Linked DNA regions of Homo sapiens: region 1 is linked to region 2. A link is an interaction called in ENCODE POLR2A ChIA-PET data of the cell type or tissue named here. Cell type or tissue: GM12878. All regions are shown on one strand. Each heading gives the region's core, and the rest is flanking DNA. Links, peaks and the distances in the headings are about the cores only. Region 1 overlaps DUSP22 (dual specificity phosphatase 22). Region 2 has its middle 27 kb from the start of IRF4.

Evidence for each region. ChIA-PET counts read pairs that join two places held together with the same protein. Peaks named below come from ENCODE experiments on the same cell type or tissue, not always from the same donor. Only the 100,000 strongest peaks of a DNase experiment are listed, where the experiment ranks them.
Region 1: POLR2A ChIA-PET joins it to region 2 with 10 read pairs; 4 of 35 experiments call an interaction of 5 or more read pairs at or near these places.

What each region holds. Positions count from the first base shown.
Region 1 is chr6:295,211-298,124 of GRCh38, reverse strand. All of the region lies in intron 1 of DUSP22 (dual specificity phosphatase 22), which reads right to left. Among named protein-coding and RNA genes, the nearest start is that of DUSP22, 4.2 kb to the right of the region's middle. RefSeq lists enhancers at 489-578, 1,319-1,478. In GM12878, for the core only: no CTCF peak of the experiment used is centred there; DNase peaks (open chromatin) are centred at 450 and 1,624; H3K4me3 peaks cover 2,500 bases; H3K27ac peaks cover 2,500 bases.
Region 2 is chr6:363,356-366,269 of GRCh38, reverse strand. No RefSeq gene overlaps it. Among named protein-coding and RNA genes, the nearest start is that of IRF4, 27 kb to the left of the region's middle. In GM12878, for the core only: a CTCF peak has its summit at 277 (motif pointing right); DNase peaks (open chromatin) are centred at 1,289 and 1,553; H3K27ac peaks cover 516 bases.

The DNA of each region.
Region 1 (2,914 bases), core at 184-2,683, 68 kb after region 2:
GCCCTCGGGGGGTGGTGTAGAGGAAAGGAACCAGAGCCCACCGGCATGTGGCCATCTGTCTGTCAGTCCTGCAGCAGTGGCTGAGTGTTCATTTCCTGCAGGAGGCTCCTCTCCAAGCTGCCTGGGACTGATCTGCATGGCAGGGTCTTCGTGTCTTTCCTATTAACAGCTCACTACAGGATCTAACACAGTGTCTTGACTGTGTTCAATAACAATATGGTGAACAGGTGCATGGATGGATGACTGGATTACGCAGGCAGCCAAGTCACCTGCTGCCAGGTGGAAAAAATGGATTTAGCAGCACAAAGGTGCCTGACCTGCCAGCCCTTCCCGTATGAAAACAGAGCTTCTCAACCCTGTAAGCCCTACTCCACCTTTTGATAACTCTCCAGTTCCAGATCACACAGGCCTCAGGAAATTCTGAGAGGAAGAACCCTCAATAGTGGTTCTCAACTGGGGATGATTTCACTCCCCAGGGGATATCTGCCAACATCAGGGACATTTTTGGTTGTCACAGGTGGGGAGGTGCTACTGGCAACTATTGGGTGAAGATCTGAGATGTTGCTAAACCTCTCATAATCCACATGGCAGTCTCACAAGTAATTATCCTGAAATGTCTACAGGTGTAGCCGTTGAGGAACACCGGTCTATGCCTAGAGGGAACATATTCTCTTTGAATTATAATCCTTTCCCAACTATACTCCCTCATCTTCCTAACAGGGCAAGAGCCATCCTCAAACAAGTGTCAGTCACATCCAAGAACACTCAAAACAGACTGTATTTGCACTTCACAGTTTGGAAAAATGTGTTCTAATAAATTCCCATTTGCTTCTCCCAATAACCCAATTAGTAATTGGGGAAGGTATCATTACCCTCATTTTACAGCCAGTAAGGAGACTGGATTAGCTAACCACCTAAGGTTTCTTAGTTCTATACATCTATGAATCCAGGAAGGAAAAAAATCCTGAAGCTTAGAAACATTTAAGTGACTTCTTCAGGATCACACCCATGAAGCAGCAGTGGTGGAGGTGCCCCAGATCAGGCTTTTTGTTAGCCAGCCCCTCTTAGCAACAGTGCGCTCCCCATGGAAACAAGATGCACCCACTGAAGTGAGGCCTCCCAGCACCATGAGAGGCTTCCCGAGAAGGACAGGGATGGCAGCCATTCCCACCAGGCAGGGTGCTTTCAGAGGACACACAGCAGGGAGGAAGGAAGAGGCCACAAGACCAGGCAGGCCGGATGCTTGATGAGCTAAACGAACCCTGGCAGTCAGTGGAGGGCAAGATGCCAACCAGAGGGTCCTCATATCCTGCCCTAGAATGCAAGGCTTCAGCCCACTTTTAGGCTGATCAAGATAAAGACTTCTTGCACATGAGAAGCATTTGGGGCAGCCTTCTCTGACATAATGTTTGGCTAGAGACTAGTCGTTTGTTTTGTTTTTAATGGGGTATTGTAGTACTGAAGACTAATAAGTAGACAGTGAGGATAGGAGTTTTGTTTATAGGCTCTCCCCCAAAAGATTTGAGGGTTCAGACTCGAGAGAACTTTGAGTCAACTAGGAGTTTTCAAAGGCTCCACAGGAACACGACATTTGCATGCAACACCCTGTTTAGTTTAACCCTAATCTTACCAGAGACATTTACTAGACTAATATCTTAGCAGCGTGGTGAGGCACTCTGCATTGTGGCCGAGCCAGACTGTGGCTTTGAGTCCAGGCTCTGCTACTCACCAGCTGGGTGACCCTGGCAGTTCCCTTAGCCTCTGTGTACAACCAGAAAACAGGCATGAAAATAACAGGATCTACTTCATGGAGTTGTGGCTTACTCTATGTGGTAAAGTACTCAAAACACACCATAAACTCATTGGCAATTATAATTTTGGCCAGTGTGGGGCATCTACCTAGGAATTGCACACACAAACAAAAACAATAAAAAAAAAGTTTTAGTTTCTTGCCTGTAATTACCCCCTTCCTTATCAATGTCAAACATAAAGGAAGAGAGGAGGTGATTTTGGCTATTTGACAAGTAATCGAAGCTATGAGGAGCTTTTCAAGTTACTTTTTAGGAATTTTAAAACTTACTTGGGATGAATTAGCATCTCAGCTCAAAGGAAAGACTTTTCCTATCTTCAAAATCAGTGGAGACTGGGTTCTGCCCTGCCTGGCATTACTTATGCTACCTAACCTCTCCAAATCTCCATTCCCCAATCTGGGCAAATATAAGGTCGTTTGACCTCATAGGGCTACCGTGAGGCTGAGATTTTATAAAGTGTTAAAAAAAATGGTTCACAACTGTGTTGTTGTTGGGTTTTTTTTTTTTTTTTTTTGAAACAGGGTCTCGCTCTGTCGCTCAGGCTGGAGTGCGGTGGCACAATCACGACTCGCTCCAGCCTAGACTTCCCGGGCTGAGGTGATTCTCCCACCTCAGCCTCCCAAGTAGCTGGGACTACAGGCACAAGCCACCACACACTCGGCTGATTGCTTTGTTTTTGTGGGTTTTTTTTTTGTATTTTTGGTAGAAACAGGGTTTTGCCATGTTGCCCAGGCTGGTTCTAAACTCCTGGACTCAAGCAGTCCACCTGCCTCAATCTCCCAAAGTGCTGTGATTACAGGCACGAGCCACCACGCCCAGTCCTGTCTTTATTTCCTCATCTTTAATTTTCTAGAATATAAAAGCCTTTTTCCCCTCCATCTTCTGTATAATCTGCTGCGTACACCTAACGGAAACGGGCACAATATTCCGCCGTACAGGAGCCCGGAACGGACCGACAAGAAGAGCCACCACAGGGATGTGAATGATAAAAACTGCTGTCCCAAAGCACTCAGAATGCAGCGTGCACTGTTTAGACCAGAAATGCTCTTTTGCCAAAAATGACCAATGTGTACGAGATTGGAAAGAAATCTTGTCCCAGTAAC
Region 2 (2,914 bases), core at 122-2,621:
TCAAAGGGAAGGAGGTTTACATCGAGCACCACTTGGTTCTAGACAGGTACCCAGGTGGTAAGTGAAAATTCAGTGAAGTCTAACACAAGATCCTCCACCTTGGCTCTCGTGATACTTGGGCCGGGTAATTCCCAGCTCTGGAGGCTGCCCTGTGCTTTGTAGGGGGCTTAGCACCTTCCCCTATCTTCTTGATGTCAGGAGAAGCCCCCACACCAGGTGTGACAGCCAAAAATGTCTCCAGACAAATGTCCCCAGGGGGCAGTCAGCCCCGGTGGAGAACCACTGTGAGAACCAACTCACTAGTGATCAGTCCTGCACTCCAATAAAAAAGAAACCGGGCTGTTCAATCAAAAGGAAAGATCCACCCAGACGTGCCCCAGGGGGCAGAAGCTCAAAAACTTTATGCCGGGTGAAGAAAGCCAGACATGAAGGATGGCGTGATTCTTTTTATATGAAATGTCCTAAGAAGGCAAACTGATAGAGACAAAAAGCAGATTGGTGGTTGTCAATATGGGGAGTGGGAATGGGAATTCACTGTATTCACTGCATATAGGCAGCGGGATCTTACTGGGGCAATGAAAATATTCTGAAACCAGATGATGGAGATGGCTGCACACTGCAGTAGGTTTACTAAAAATCCTTGTACACTGTAGGCGAGTGAATTTTTTTTTTTTTTTTTTTTTTTGAGGTGGAGTTTTGCTCTTGTCACCCAGGCTGGAGTGCGATGGCTTGATCTCGGCTCACTGCAAACTCTGCCTCCCGGGTTCAAGCAATTCTTCTGCCTCAGCCTCCCGAGTGGCTGGGACTACAGATGCATGCCACCACACCCAGCTAATTTTGTATTTTTAGTAGAGATGGGGTTTCTCCATGTTGGTCAGGCTGGTCTCGAACTCCCGACCTCAGGTGAATTTTATGGTATGTGAATCTTACCTCAATAAAGCTGTTTTCAAAAAGCATGAAAAAAATTAGGAGAGGATGGTGTTTTGTAGGAGAAGAAAATCAAAATAGGAGTTAAAACCAATCCCAGTGACTTCCTTTAACTATGGGAAATAATCTCCTAAAAACAGAGAGATCAGATTCCCCACATTCTAGCTAGCCAAATGACCGTTACGGCAAGCCCACAATATTTTTGCTGGTCAGACAGCTGCAGTGTCTGTTAGCACCTGATGCAACCCAATGGGCTGTCTAATGAGCTCTGGTGTGTATCTTTCTGTGGAAAATAATGTGTATGCATGGTCACCCAAGTTCAACACGGCCAGGGGTGGGGCCGGGGGTCAGCACGGGTGTGTCTTGTAAGGCAGTCTGTGTTGCCTGTTAGGATATAAAACAATTGGTATCAGCAATGAAACATGCCCAGTGTGACCTGCTATTTAAAGAGGAAAAAGGCTTGAAACCACTCAGACGCCCAGAATTCCCCATTGCCCACTCAAAACTCTACCATAGTAAAAAAAAAAAAAAAAAAAAAAAAAAAAAAGTTTCTCTGTCCTTTGGTTTGCATTACAGAACAGCTGCTGTTGCTATTCAAAGACATTCTGAGGACTCTTAGTGTAAATGGGGTAACCCATGTCTTCTTGGAGAATTCAGCTGCTGTTAATTTACTGTAAAAAATATCCACTCTTTTAGAGACCTAGAGATTTTCAGGGGGTTCATGACCTGTCTGAGAGCCACGAGATGGGTGTCTGTCCACTACTGGAGGCCTTTCCTGCCATGTTCTAAATATGAACGTGGCTGTAACACTCAGCCCTGAGTCAGGAGGCAACCTGTGCCGTTTCAGGAATCTGTAGCTCTGTGGAGCCAAGCACCACGAGAAATGCGTAGAAACTGGGGTTTTGGGATAAATTATCCTGGGACGCCAATCTGGCAAAGTTTTGGATAAAGAAAGGTGATAACAGAAAATTCTATCATTTTCGAGACATGTTGTCGCAGCGACAATGAAGAGCGGAAATAGTTTTCATGATTCTAATTTCTCCCAAAGGCCACACATCAAAAAGACACTTCTATCTTTTAATGACTCTCCATCTGGTATGTTACAGAAGAGAAAACTCTGAGAAATCCTGCCCCTACTCTAAGGACTGGGAAACTGTGGACGGGAGAGGCTGCACTGAGCCTGAGCAGAAGGGCCAGTGAGGCAGGGGACGCACCCAGCAGCGTTTGACAACACTGCAGGGAGAGCCACCAAAGTCACAAATCATGCCAAGCGCGAGGTCAGGATCCACCTGATCAGATCCCACTCGTTTCCTAGAAAACGGCGTGTAGAACGTTCTCTCTGGTTTTTGTTGACCAGCAGGCTCTGAAGCGTCACAGGACAGCAGTGTCTATTCTGTGAAATGCACGTCGGGGATTTTACGGTGAGGTCTCCTTGAGTGAGATTTGGGCAACAACCACACTAAGAACAAGGGTCTCATAAAATACGCAAATAAGCAAAAGGTGATGTCGCTGCAGAAGCCACAGTTTGTTTGTTTTTACCTTAAATCTCGCCTGCTTCCTTTTGGCAAATAGATAAATAAATATAAGCTTCAGAGGTCGTTTTGAGAAGTTTTCTTTCCACACGTGAACATTTGTCTAGTGCTATTATCAGATCAAAAAGTATACATCTGGGACAAAAGAAAATCTTCACCACCCAAGTGATGCCAGTCAGGCGAATTTCCCAAATCTCAAGTTGTTTTTTACTTCCGAAGAATGTCATGGTTTTCTGCTTCCTAACCTTTGAGTCTGAAGCTGGTAGACGTCGAAGAGGGCGGTGGGTTTTCTGCTTCCTAACCTTTGAGTCTGAAGCTGGTAGACGTCGAAGAGGGTGGTGGTGGTGTGCCGAGTCAGTTCAGTCTGGCTCAGAAAGTCAGGAGGACGCCCACCATTCCACTGAATCACTGTCTCTTTAAACGGGTGGTTGTCACAGCCACTTTTTAATCGCCCC